Regions from separate parts of the Homo sapiens genome. Here region 1 is linked to region 2. The links are chromatin contacts, found by Hi-C or POLR2A ChIA-PET in ENCODE. All regions are on one chromosome and are shown on one strand. Each heading gives the region's core, a stretch centred on a gene start or an enhancer-like site at or near the end of the contact. The rest is flanking DNA. Distances are from core to core; before and after follow the strand shown.

Region 1 (6,552 bases), core at 1,286-3,785, 89 kb after region 2:
CTTTCTTTCTTTTTTTTTTTTTGAGACAGGGTCCCACTCTGTGGCCTAGTGCAGTGCAATGGCATGATCATAGCTCACTGCCTCCTCCAACTCCTGGACATGAGTGATCCTCCTACCTCAGCTTCCTGAGTAGCTAGAACTATAGGTGTGTGCCACCATGCCTGTTTAGTTTAGTTTAGTTTTTTGAGATGGAGTCTCACTCTGTCACCCAGGCTGAAGTGTAATGGCACATGTCTAGTTTTTTAAATTTTTGTAGGGATGGGATCTCACTTTGTTGCCCAGGCTGGTCTCAAACTCCTGGGTTCAAGTGATCCTCCCGACTCTGCCTCCCAAAGCATTGGGATTTACAGGCGTGAGCCACAACACCCAATCCCCATAAGCCTTTTCAATGTCAGCCTTCAACTGATCAAAGGACATGACATTATGTTTCAAAATATTGATAACATGCACAAGGAATAAGTGAATAGAGAGGGAGAAAAAGCTCATTAAATCTATCTCCAAGAATAGAGATATTAGGCCAGGTGCAGTGGCTGACACCTGTAATCCCAAAAATTTGAGAGGCCGAGGCAGGTCGATCTACTAAAATACAAAAAAATAGCCAGGCATGGTGGCATGGGCCTGTAATCCCAGCTACTTGGAAGGTTGTGACTAAGAATCGCTTGAACCTGGGAGGAGGAGGTTGCAGTAAGCCAAGATCATGCCACTGCACTCTAACCTGGGTGACAGAGTGAGACTCTGTCTCAAAAAAATTAAAAAAAGAGAGAAGTTAGCATCATTCCATCATTCTTTGATGGTTTATCACTAGTGTAACAAAGACCAAAAGACCAGAAAGACAGAAAGTGAAAGGAGAGGGAGGGGGACCGCTGCAGGGATTTCTGAACTCCTGAGCTCTTTTCTGGCACTTCTATCCTCCCATTCCCAGAACTTAAGCTTCTTCGTTCCCTGGTCAGGAAGCATTTAAAACTGCTTTCAGTAAATTAACAACACTCAGGGTTAGTGAGGATATGAATAGACAGGCATTCTCATGTAGAGTTGCGCTAAATTTCCAGTGCAGGCTCTGTATCTCAAGTTTCTCCTAAGGCAAGCTGGTGCAACATGCTCACTATAGGGCCTTGCACAGGAAGGGTTGCAGTAAGATATGCTGGATGAAGGTAAAAGTGCAAATTACAGAAAAGCATATAAAGGAAGATCCTGGGCTGGGCACGGCAGCTCACATCTATAATTCCAGAGCTTTTGAGAGGCCGAAGTGGGATGATCCCTTGAGCCCAGGAATTTGAGACCAGCCCAGGCAACAAAGTAAGACCCTGTCTCTATAAAAAATTTAAAAATTAGCCAGGTGTGGTGGTGCATGCCTGTAGTCCCAGCTACTGAGAAGGCTAAGGTGGGAAGACTGCCTGAGCCCAGGAGGTCAAGGCTCCAGTGAGCCATGACTGCATAACTGTACTCTAGACTGGGTAACACAGTGAGACCCTGACTCCAAAAAAAGAAAAAAAAATGATCCTAATATAAACTGTATAAATTTCTATCTTTATGTGTATATACATAATGTGTATATACATAATGACAGATGTCTAGATTGAGCATCAACTAAATTTTAACTACTAGTACTGCTGATGATTTCATTTAAAAATTTTTTCTTCTCTTGATTAATTTTCTGTATTTGAATTTTTTCCCTTAAAAAGGGCATGTGTCATTTTAGATTACTAAAATAACTAAAATTAAAAGGTTTGTCTATCTGTTAAATACAGTTAAACCAAAAGCCTTAATTGAATTATTAAGTAAAATATACTTAAAATATAATAATATAAATACATTTTTTAAAACAAAGTTTCTCCAAATAAAGTAAAAACTTTATTTTATTTTTATTTTTTTGAGATGGAGTCTCACTCTGTCTCCCAGGCTGGTTGGTGTGCGGTAGTAAGATCTCCGCTCACTGCAACTTCCATATCCCAGGTTCAAGTGATTCTCCTGCCTCAGCCGCCCAGAGTAGCTGGGACTACAGGTGCGCACCACCACGCCCGGCTAATTTTTTTATGTTTTTAGTAGAGATGTGTTTTCACCATGTTGGCCAGGCTGGTCTCAAACTCCTGACCTCAAGTGATCCGCCCATCTTGGTCTCCCAAAGTGCTGGGATTACAGGTGTGAGCCACAGCGCCTGGCCGAAATAAAGTAAAAACTTTAATTCTTGGGCTAAATTTGAATATGGAAAAGTCCCCACGTTGGAGATATAGTACCAATTCTGTGGGCCTGCAGTTAAGATCAGAATTCAATCTAGCTTTCGAGAAAGAAAGGAAAAGCTTCTTTCATCCTTTACCAGTTTTCTAGCCGATCTAGGCAGATGTTGGGCGGGCCTCCAATGCAGGCAATCTGTTGCCGCCTCTTCCAGTCAGCCAGCTCCTCGTCCGTGAGAGTTTTCTGCACGTACTCCATCGCTGACAAAAGCCCCGCCAGCTCACTCACGATGCTCTGGTTGGAAACCAAAACAAAGTCAGAAAACATTTCCTCAGACTGTCTCTAACCACATTCTTTAGTCAACTCCAGAGCAGGAACTTCTTAGAAACCAAGCAAGTTCTGCCACAAGACGCTGAAATCCCGCAAGTGAGCGAGACACATGGGGGAAGTGGTCCGACCTATGCCCTTACTCTCCGCATCTGGTCCAGCGCAGTGAGCATCTGTTCCAGCTGCTGCATCTTCTGCCTGGTCACTGACTGGTTGTTTCCATTCAGATCTTGCATGTCTGCGAAGGAAGAAAAAACTCCTTGACCTGAGGGAATACTCCTTGACCTGAGGGAATACTCCTTGACCTGAGGGAATACTCCTGGACCTGAGGGAATACTCCTGGACCTGAGGGAATACTCCTGGACCTGAGGGAATACTCCTTGACCTGAGGGAATACTCCTGGACCTGAGGGAATACTCCTGGACCTGAGGGAATACTCCTGGACCTGAGGGAATACTCCTGGACCTGAGGGAATACTCCTGGACCTGAGGGAATACTCCTGGACCTGAGGGAATACTCCTGGACCTGAGGGAATACTCCTGGACCTGAGGGAATACTCCTTGACCTGAGGGAATACTCCTGGACCTGAGGGAATACTCCTGGACCTGAGGGAATACTCCTGGACCTGAGGGAATACTCCTTGACCTGAGGGAATACTCCTGGACCTGAGGGAATACTCCTGGACCTGAGGGAATACTCCTGGACCTGAGGGAATACTCCTGGACCTGAGGGAATACTCCTGGACCTGAGGGAATACTCCTTGACCTGAGGGAATACTCCTGGACCTGAGGGAATACTCCTGGACCTGAGGGAATACTCCTGGACCTGAGGGAATACTCCTGGACCTGAGGGAATACTCCTGGACCTGAGGGAATACTCCTTGACCTGAGGGAATACTCCTTGACCTGAGGGAATACTCCTGGACCTGAGGGAATACTCCTGGACCTGAGGGAATACTCCTGTCCTTAATGACCAGGCTCCTTTGAGGACCCGTACCTCCCTTGCGCCCCGCCCGCCTTAAGATCTAAACAGAGTTAAGACAAATGAGTCTTTCAACTCAACAACACAAACTCACTTTCTAGAGATTTTAACATCTCTAATATTCACTTGCCTCCTTGACTCTTGAGGGTTTTATAGTTGAAATCAAAGTCATCCTGGAGATTCTCTACCACTTTCATTTTCTGTTCTAGATCCTGTTTAAAATAAGCAAACAAAAAAACAGAAGTAAAGAAAGATTTCCTTGGGAACAGAAAATATAAAGTTTCTGAGGAGAATTCAAATGAAGCCAAAACCTCAAAAAAGATACATGCAGGACCTGCAGGCAGTATCCCCAAGAGAAGGCTCCCTGTTGGCCAGGTGCAGTGGCTCACGCCTGTAATGCCAGCACTTTGAGAGGCTGAGTTGGGAGGATCACTTGAGCCCAGGAGTTCATGATCAGCCTGGACAACACAGGGAGACCCCCATCTCTACAAATTTTTTTTTTTTAATTAGCTGGGCGTGGTGGTGCATGCCTGTGGTCCCGGCTACTTGGGAGGATGAGGTAGGAGGATCGCTTGGGCCTGAGAGGTCGAGGCTGCAGTGAGCTGTGATCATGCCACTGCAGCCCAGCCTGAGTGGCAGAGCAAGACCCTGTCTCAAAAAAAAAAAAAAAAATTAATGAAAGCTCCCTGCCCGAGGCTTGTAACTTGCATCACCTGCACTCTCTTCCGGACATCCTGAAGGTGCTGCTCCAGCATCTGCTGCTTCTCCGTCACCACGGCTGCTGTGGGGTGGTTGGCCTGGCCCCCTTGCTGCCAAAAAGGAGGTCAATGCACATGTGAACACAGAACTATGGGGAGAGGAATACCTCTACCCAGCTTCCATCCCACCCTAACTACCCTTCTTGTTTGGCTTGAGACGCTGCTGCCATCACAAGAGGAAGGGAAACAGAGGCAGTGGTGCTGTCACTACACAGGTGACACTACACAGGTCATACCATAAACCCCCTTTATGGCACTAAGAGACCACATGTTCAGCTAAGACATGGTCTATGCCTTCAAAAACCTCATGGGCAAGTATGTCAAAAAATTCAAAACAATTTATGACAGCAGATGTTGGATGTCTACTTAAACGTGGTGTCCAGTATATTTCTGAGGGATAATAAAAAAAAAGTCCTGCCCTAGGGATGAAATTCCATATTAAAAGATATTATCTTGGGGAGAAGGGGAGGCTGGTACCTTGGAAAATGTCAAATAGCACATGGAAAAAGAAAAAGAAGAAAGAAGGCTGGATGTAGCAGCTCACACCTATAATATCAGCACTTGGGAAGGCTGAAGTGGGAGGACTGCTTGAGGCCAGGAGTTCAAAACTAGCCTAGTCAACATAGTGAGGCCCCATCTCGAATGAATAAATGAATGAATGAATTAAAGAAATAACAAAAAATAAATAGCATATGAAACTTAAAAATTACAGGTTCGTGCCAGGTGCGGTGGCTGATGCCTGTAATCCCAGCACTTTGGGAGGCCAAGGTGGGCAGATTACCTGAGGTCAGGAGTTTGAGACCAGCCTGACCGACACGGAGAAACCCATCTCTACTAAAAATACAAAGTTAGCTGAGCTTGGTGGTGCATGCCTGTAATCCCAGCTACTCGGGAGGCTGAGGAAGGAGAATCGCCTGAACCCGGGAGGTGGAGGTTGTGGTGAGCCAAGACTGCGCCATGCACTCCAGCCTGAGCAACAAAAGTGAAACTCCATCTCAAAAAAAAAAAAAAAAAATTACAGGCTTGGGCTAGGCATGGTAGCTCCCACCTATAATCCTAGCACTTTGGGAAACCAAGGCAGGAGGATCACTTGAGGCTGGGAGTTTGAGACCGGCCCAGGGAACATAGAAAGAGACCTCATCTCAACCAAAAAAAAAAAAAAATTTTTTTTTAACTAGCTGGGCATGGTGGCATATACCTGTAGTTCTAGCTACTTGGGAGGCTGAGGTGGGAGGATCATTTAAGTCCAGAAGTTTGAGGCCACACTACAGCCAGTTTTATGGGCAACCATTCTCTTCCTTTCCCATGGTCCCTATCCAAGCCCACAGAATACAAACTTCTTAGAAGTTTTGGGAAGGTGACCCATGCCCCTACTTCTTCCCACAGTGACAGTGACTCATCTGATTGGTAAGATGGAGAGAAAGACTCTGTGTACACACAGATCTTCAAAGAACCCAGCACCTAAGCTGGTGCCTCCCTCCTCTCACTCTTGCCTTCCTAGGGCCCACCATAAGCAAGAGCAGCAGCCTGGTTTCTAGAAGCAGGTCTAGAGGCCTATCCCTCTGCCTTGTTGGTCTATGGCAGCTGAAGCTCCATATGGATGGCTGGGGTGGGGTGGGGGTGCTGCTCTGCACATCCAGTCTCTCTACCCCAAGATCTAACTCAGGGCACAGGCATTGGAAAGCCCCTATGGTTACCAGCTCAAGCCACACTTTCCATTCTAGTTTTACCAACAATACAGCTGATGTTTTAACCTTCATTCCTTTCTCATGTCTATTTCTCAAGCAGGACTACACTTAAAGGGAGAAAACATGATTAACGATCACCCACAGAAACCCACCTCTAATACCTTCGTAAAAAACTGTATTGGCTCCCCACTGCTTCCAGCTATAAACATCTCAGGCCAACACAGAAAGCTGTTTCACACAATTGATAACTTCAACTTTCCCTCCCTGTGCCTTGGTCACCCCAGACTCCCAACTCTTCCCTGCATGCAGTGTGTTTCCACACTCTCTTCCCACCCGCTATCCACTCAGCATGGCCTGGGCTTCAGCCCAAACACACCTGAACTCACTCACCTTCAAATTCAGTTCAAATGTTTCTTTTCCTGAGAAATCTTATTCAACTTCCTTAGACAAAATGACACACATCCTTTTCTGTGTTTTTCTCACTTTGAGTGTTTGTGTACTTATAATCCCAACTAGCCTGACAGCCCTTGGTAGCAGGGATTACATCCACTCTTCTATCTTTAACCAATTCTAGACACTTAAGAGCATGCCAGGTATTGTAAACAGAAAAAATAGCAGTGAGGCCT
Region 2 (7,523 bases), core at 4,578-7,077:
CACTCCCTAATCTCAAGTACCCAGGGACACAAACACTGCGGAAGGCCACAGGGTCCCTCTGCCTAGGAAAACCAGAGACCTTTGTTCACTTGTTTATCTGCTGACCTTCCCTCCACTATTGTCCTGTGACCCTGCCAAATCCCCCTCTGCGAGAAACACCCAAGAATGATCAATTAAAAAAAAAAAATGTTAAAAATAAACTTTAAAAAATATATGTGTTTATACTTAAAAAAAATAAATAAAAAAAAAATATAAAAATTAGTTGGGCGTGGTGGCACACGCCTGTAGTTGCAGCTACTCTGAAGGCTGAGGCACAAGAATCTCTTGAACCCGGGAGGCAGAGGTTGTGGTGAGCTGAGATTGCGCCACTTGCACTCCAGGCTGGGCAACTGAGTGAGACTCTGTCTCAAAACAAACAAAAACACCCACAGCTCTAAAGGCCATTATATCATTATATATTAGATATTACTTTATCACTGCTAAATTTCTTGAGAGTGACAATGGCATTCAGGTTGCGTAGAAGAATGCCCTTGCTGGGAGTAGATACACTGTCAAGTATTTGAGGGTAAATGGCCATGTCGTCTGCATCTTACTTTGGCAGGAGAAACGGAAGAGTGACAGTGGTGGGGAGTGTGGGAAAGTAAATCTAACAACTGTGAACACTGGCTCAACCTAGGTGAAGTATATGCGAGTACTCATTGTTCTATTCTTTCCACTTTTAAGTCATGTACACTTTTTTCAAAATCAAAATGAAGGGCAAACATTCCAAAAAAGAAAAACAAAGCAATGAAAGCAGAGGTTTGACTCTCACTTTGAAACTGTCCCTGGTGGTCAATAAAAATCTGGACTTCTTAGGCGTTGTGCTGCAGCTTGCAGGCCACCAGCATGCAAGTTGGGCTCTCTTGTGCCATGGTGGCCCACAGTGTACATGTGTTATCATTATCTCCATGTCCAAATCCATGGAGATAATGGATTTGCGATCCCTTTGGGAAGAAGCTACATCTGTATCACTTTCCAGATGACTAAAAGCACTTGCTGTAGCCCAAAATTAATGACCATCTGCATTACGGAAAAATAAGAAATGATTTGAAGCTGCCATGTAGTCCTATCTTACCTTCAGAATTTTTTTCTTTCTTTTCTTTTCTTTTTTTTTTTTTGAGACAGGGTCTCACTCTGTCACTCAGGCTGAAGTGCTATGGCGTAATCACTGCTCACTGCAGTCTCAACCTCCTGGGTTCAGGTGATCCTCCTCCCTTAGCCCCCTGAGTAGCTGGGACCACAGGTGTGTGCCACCATGCCCGGCTAATTTTTTTTTTTTTTTTTTTAGAGATGGGGTCTTGCTATGTTGCCCAGGCTGGTCATGAACTCCTGGGCTCAAGTGATCCTCTTACCTCGGCCTCCCAAAGTGCTGGGATGACAAGTGTGAGCCACCACACCCAGCCAGCCTCAGAATTTCTAGTGAAGGTTTATATTTGTACTGTAATTCAAGATCAACTCATCTTAGAATCTGTCTCTTGGACAATTCAAATCTTTTAGTTCAGGAAAAAAACTCCTCAGCTACTACAATACCCTGTTTCTATACTGCTTAAATGAAATATAATCCCTTTCCTCTTGTTTGAAAGTTAAAAACAAACAAAACAGGCAATTTATTAATAAATCCACACATGTTACCAATATTTTCCCTATTAAAGTTCATGGCCTCCCTCTTACCATTGAGAATTACAGTGTTTAGTTTCTACCTAGCAAAATTTTCTTTGACAAGTGCCTTGATTCAGGCCAATTCCCAGGGATATATACCGTCGGGACAAACAGAAATAACCAAAATGTCCAAAATAGGGGGATGATTAGACTATAATGTATTAATCTAATGGGATATGGTGCAACCAGTTAAATGAAATATAAAAGCTATGTTGAAATATAAAAACCATGTAGACGCATTTTTAAATTTTTATTTTATTTATTTATTTTTTTGAGACAGAGTCTTGCTCTTTCAACCGGGTTAAAGTGCAGTGGCACAATCTTGGCTCACTGCAACCCCCACCGCTCGTGTTCAACCAATTCTCTTGTCTCAGCCTCCTGAGCAGCTGGGACCATAGATAGGCATCTGCCACCAATGCCTGGCTAATTTTTTTTTTTTTTTTTTTTTTGAGATGGAGTCTCACTCTGTCACCCAGGTTGGAGTGCAGTGGCGCGATCTCGGCTCACTGCAACCTCTGCCTCCCAGGTTCAAGCGATTCTCCTGCCTCAGCCTCCCGAATAGCTGGGACTACAGGCACGCGCCACCATGCCCAGCTAATTTTTGTAGTTTTAGTAGAGACAGGGTTTCACCATGTTGGCCAAGATGGTCTCGACCTCATGACCTTGTGATCCGCCCACCTTGGCCTCCCAAAGTGCTGGAATTACAGGCGTGAGCTACCGCGCCTGGCTGAGTCTTGCTCTTTCAACAGGGTTAAAGTGCAGTGGCATGATCTTGGCTCACTGCAACCCCCACCTCTCGCGTTCATGCAATTCTCTTGTCTCAGCCTCCTGAGCAGCTGGGACCATAGGCATCTGCCACCAATGCCTGGCTAATTTTTTATTTTTATTTTTTTGAGACGGAGTTTTGCTCTTATTGCCCAGGCTGGAGTGTAATGGCGCGATCTTGGCTCACTGCAACCTCCGCCCCCCAGGTTCAAGCAATTCTCCTGCCTCAGCCTCCCGAGTAGCTGGGATTACAGGTGCCCACCACCATGCCCGGCTAATTTTTTGTATTTTTAATAGAGACGGGTTTTCACCATGTTGGCCAGGCTGGTTTCGAACTCCTGACCTCGGGTGATCTGCCCACCTCGGCCTCCCAAAGTGCTGGAATTACAGGCGTGAGCCACCCCGCCCAGCCCTAATTTTTGTATTTTTAGTAGAGATGGGGTTTCACCATGTTGGCCAGCCTGGTGTCCAACTCTTGGCCTTGTGATCCTCCCACCTCGGCCTCCCAAACTGCTGGGATTACAGATGTGAGCCATCACACCTGGCCTGTAGACACATTTTTTTAGAGTAGAAATAAAAGAATGTTAAATGAAAAGTGTATGCAACACGTATGCAAGAGGGCAAATAGAGAAAGGTCAAAGAGAAGTGTAAACAGTTGTTACATTTAGGTGAAGGGGCTTTTTGGTACAATTTTTGTAAAGTTTTTGATTAAATTGTGTTTAAAATGTAAAACTTAAGATATAAATTTAATAATCAATGGGGAATTGGTACTACTGACTATCCCACAGGAACCAAGTTTAAAGAGACATAAAACACAGGAAGAAATATTTCCTAACATGATAATATCCAGGTTATGACACTGTCTTACCTGGGCAGCCTTGATTTAAGTAGAACATTCAGAATTATAAAGTAAAAATTCAGAATTATAAAAAAATTTTAATTTTAAGTAGAACATTCAGAATTATAAAGTAAAAATTCAGAATTATAAAAAAATTTTTTTTAAAATGCAATTCTTTCACTTTCAAATATATAGTGCCTTAAATGTGTTTTCAAATAGTGATTTAAGACTGTTAATAGCAGATTAATTTGTAATTCTGACATATATTTATATATATTAGTGGCCCTCTTTCATCTTTGATGTGACTAAGCAAACTTGTACCAACTGTAAATAGAACGAAATACACAGAAAGTCACTCACAACGGTACCAGAATTTCTTTAAAATAAAAAACTTTCTAGCTGGGCATGGTGACTCACTTCTGCAGTCCAAGCTACTCAGGAGGCTGAGACAGGAGCGCTCCCAGGAGGTCAAGGCTGCAGTGAGCTATGATCACGCCGCTATGCTCAAGCCTGAGCCACAAAGTGAGACCCCATTTCTAAACACAAACAAACACATCCCTTACCTCTAATCACATACCTGAACACAACTGGCTTACGTGAAGGCCGTTGACAGTTCAAGAGTAACAATTCAAGGTGTCTAGAAAGCTATCATTACAAGAGCAGATCACAGGAAACCTCAGCTGTTGGTTCCTAACTTCGCTCCTACTCAAAGGCCAACAGAACCGGGGAGAAATCTTCCTGTTTTGTTGATATCAATTTATTTTGTGCCAAGAACCTATACCTAAAACCAACGCAGGGTTTGTATTCCCCCTGGATTCTTCATTACCCCAGGAAAGTGGAACAGATCAGACCAGTTTCCAAGAACAGAAGCACTGCAGGGCAATCTTGCTAAGGGGGCCCTGAGATGTTTCTCTCTGTACTAATCTCTATGTCTTTTATGTACATCAACACAAACCTTCACCCAACCATCTCTGCCATCAACAGCAAATCTAGGGAAGAGACCAATAATACCTTAGAAAAGCACACCTATCCACCGAACCAAAACTAAATACAGAAGGATATGGCAGTTTGCCCCGTTTTCCAGGTAGCTGTGTTCTCTTAATTTGCCATGAATTAAAATGTTTCATTTTTACTTAGACATAACTTGAATATGTCATTTCAAATAACAAAATAAAAACTGAACTGAATATGTTTTAGTTAAAACAATACAAAACTGAAATCTCCTCTTTTAAGAGAGAAACGCTTCATCAGCTGGTTAGTTCCCTTGTTTGCTTACTGGGTGATATGAAACCCAACTACAGCTTTCCAAAAATAATCCCAAGTTGTGGGGTGTCCTACTACCTGTGTTTAAGTAAAACAAGTCCTGCAGAAAAAGTGGATCCAACGAGTAGCAGGTTTGTTAAGAAGCTAAATCTTGGCCAGGTGTAGTGGCTCACACCTGTAATCTCAGCACTTTGGGAGGCTGAGGCAGGAGGATCACCTGAGCTCAGGAGTTCAAGACCAGCTTGGGCAACATATCAAGGCTCTGTCTTTACAAAGAAAGCAAAACAAAAAGTAGTAGCGTGTGGTGGCGCACACCTGTAGTCTTAGTTACTTGGGAGGATGAGGTGGGAGAATCACTTGAGCCTAGGAGTTAGTAGCTGCAGTGAACTATGATTGCGCCACTGCATGCCAGATGGATGACAGAGCCAGACTCATTCTCTAAAAAAAAAAAAAATGTATGAGAAAAAGAAGAAGATAATTCTGGGCCAGGCACAGTGGCTCATGCCTGTAAACCCAGCACTCTGGGAGGCCGAGATGGGAAGACTGATTAGGCCAGGAGTTTGAAACAAGCCTAGGCGACATAGTGAGACTCCATCTCTACAAAAAATTTACAAATTAGCCCAGTGTGGTGGCGCATGCCTGTAGTTCTAGCTACTCAGGAGACAGGCAGAAGAACTGCTTAAGCCCAGGAGTTTGAGGCTGCTGTGAGCCGTGATTGTGTCGCTGCACTCCAGCCTGGGTGACATTGTAAGATCTTGTCCAAAAAAAAAAAAAAAAAAAAAAATCTTATTCTAATTCTGAGAAGAAATGACATTTAATAAGAGCTCATGTCTTAGCAAATCAAAATGTTTGTCCTGCTGGGGAAAAAAAAAAAACAACAACGGTTATCCAGGTATAAAAAGCAATTACCAGGACATTTAACATTAAGATGAACTAAAATTGTGCACAAAATAATTGTCCACATTTACTACAGCACTCATAGTGGGAGTAAATAAAATGCAATTACTTTTGCTAAAGCAACCTACTTTTTCTGGTAACAGACCGTCTCTCACTATACCTCTAATAGTAGATCTACACACAACTTAGCATGGTGTAGGAACTTGAGTGCATGCTCCTACAGCACACAACAGATGCACTGAAAGGCTCCCACCTCTTAACTAACAGCTTATGCTGCAAGGCATCAGCCAGGATAACGGCAGAGCCCTTCTGTGTATGTGTTCTTTCACAGGCGGCACTGTTACCGGAAGAAGCGAAGAGCAGCGATTTCCTTCCAAAAGGTCAGCTGCCTCAGACAGACCAAACAGAAAGCAGCGAATTCTTGCCAACTTCCCCTCCTGCTTCTGCAGCTAGTACGCAATAGCATTTAGTTTCCAGTAAAGCTCCAGATAAAAACAAAGCAAATGTGAGACCCAGAATCTACACAATGTCAGTGTCTCGCTTGACTGAACGAAGGGCAGTAAGATCATATGGAGCTACGCTTTTTCAACGTGGTGGAAGTGTTAGGAAGGTGAGATTAAACATGAAGAAAAGGTCAGGACTGGAACCATCCAGATTTTATACCAATGTCCAGAAGTCTCCATCTAAAAATAAGATGGTAGGCTGGGTGAGGTGGCTCAGGCCTGTAATCCCAGCACTTTGGGAGGCCAAGGCCAGTGGATCACTTGAGGTCAGGAGTTTGAGACCAGTCTGGCTAGCATGGTGAAACCCCGTCTCTACCAAAAATATACAAAATTAGCTGGGTGTGGTGGCGCGTGACTGTAATCCCAGCTACTCGGGAGGCTGAGGCAGGAGAATTGCTTGAACCTGGGAGGTGGAGGTAGCAGAGAGCCAAGATTGCACCACTGCACTCCAGCCTGGGCAACAGAGTGAGACTCTATCTCAAAAAAAATAAAAAGAAAAAGAAGATGGTATTTTAGAGATAATAAATGCAACAACAGATAAGGTCCCTAGTCAACTGATAAAAAAAGAATAAATTTTGAACTTATTCTCAAAATAAAGTCAAGTCAGTCATTCTGCAACATGCTAGGGCACAGGCAAGGTTCAATGCTGACAACCAGTAGATATATATACAATGAATATATAAGTTTCTTAGATTAGACATGGAGAAAAGACTGTAAAACACATAACAAAAAGGGGAAGAGGATAGAAAATATAATTTTTTTTTTTGAGACAGGGTCTCACCCTGTCACCCATGCTGGAGTGCAGTGGCGTGATCTCAGCTCCCTGCAACCTCTGCCTCCCAGGCTCTAGCAATCCTCTTGTCTCAGTCTCCTGAGTAGCTGGGACCACAGGTGTGTGCCACTATGCCTGGCTCATTTTTTGTATTTTTAGTAGAAACGGGGCTTCATTATGTTGCCCAGGCTGGTCTCGAACTCTTGAACTCAAGCGCTCCACCCACCTCGGCCCTCCAAAGTGCTGGGATGACAGGCGTGAGCCACTGCACCAAACCCAGACTTCTTTAAATTAAGAGAGTGTTAAACTACATGAAAGCCTACGCATTCAATCTTCCCAGAGGAGCAAAATTAGACCCTTTTGAGTATAAAAGTGAAGGAGAAGGAAGGGAAAATGATGATTTTAAACATTTTTCTCAACCAGATCGGTTCCCGGCTTAACTATCTACACAAAACTTGCGAGAAAATGTTACGAGCTCCTACCCCATGTCGTTGGCTCTATGTGGTTTCTAACTCGTTAGTTTCAGGTTGTGGTGGCAACAGAGACACCAGGCTTTTTGTGAGACAAGCTCTTGTTCTAAAATGTCTGGGCTTTGATGATGGAGAGTATTTTAACCCCACTCTGAGAATACCTAGTTTGAAATGAAGATAGTATGGAGTTCAAGGAAAAACGTATTAGTTTGTTATGTTAAATTAAGCCACCCACACACCCACACTAGAAACTGTTTTGTGTTGGAAACAAAATAAATGACTTCATTTCCAAGCCCTTCCTATACTTCATCACCAAA

Evidence for each region. Hi-C counts contacts between places; a loop is a spot of excess contacts on that map. ChIA-PET counts read pairs that join two places held with the same protein, here RNA polymerase II (POLR2A). Pooled maps may share reads with other maps.
Region 1: a loop to region 2 is called in a map of naive thymus-derived CD4-positive, alpha-beta T cell, with 7 times the contacts of the local background. The contact joins two enhancer-like sites. A Hi-C loop is called at or near these places in 1 of 168 maps with a recorded cell type or tissue (naive thymus-derived CD4-positive, alpha-beta T cell) and 8 of 50 pooled maps. POLR2A ChIA-PET finds 5 or more read pairs at or near these places in 8 of 52 experiments (B cell, GM12878, H1 and 4 more).

Annotation. Positions count from the first base shown.
Region 1 is chr17:42,335,121-42,341,672 of GRCh38, forward strand. STAT3 (signal transducer and activator of transcription 3) reads right to left here. Exons shown (of 24, transcript NM_139276.3): 5 at 4,194-4,289; 6 at 3,611-3,692; 7 at 2,643-2,737; 8 at 2,315-2,466. Among named protein-coding and RNA genes, the nearest start is that of STAT5A, 50 kb to the left of the region's middle. RefSeq lists an enhancer at 2,244-2,553 and a silencer at 2,684-2,733. Within about 2 kb of position 2,536, at least 6 of the 41 ENCODE cell types and tissues checked have a DNase peak (open chromatin) inside an H3K27ac peak, as active enhancers do; they include GM12878, where a contact is called at or near this core.
Region 2 is chr17:42,242,949-42,250,471 of GRCh38, forward strand. All of the region lies in intron 1 of STAT5B (signal transducer and activator of transcription 5B), which reads right to left. Among named protein-coding and RNA genes, the nearest start is that of STAT5B, 30 kb to the right of the region's middle. Within about 2 kb of position 5,828, at least 31 of the 41 ENCODE cell types and tissues checked have a DNase peak (open chromatin) inside an H3K27ac peak, as active enhancers do; they include GM12878, where a contact is called at or near this core.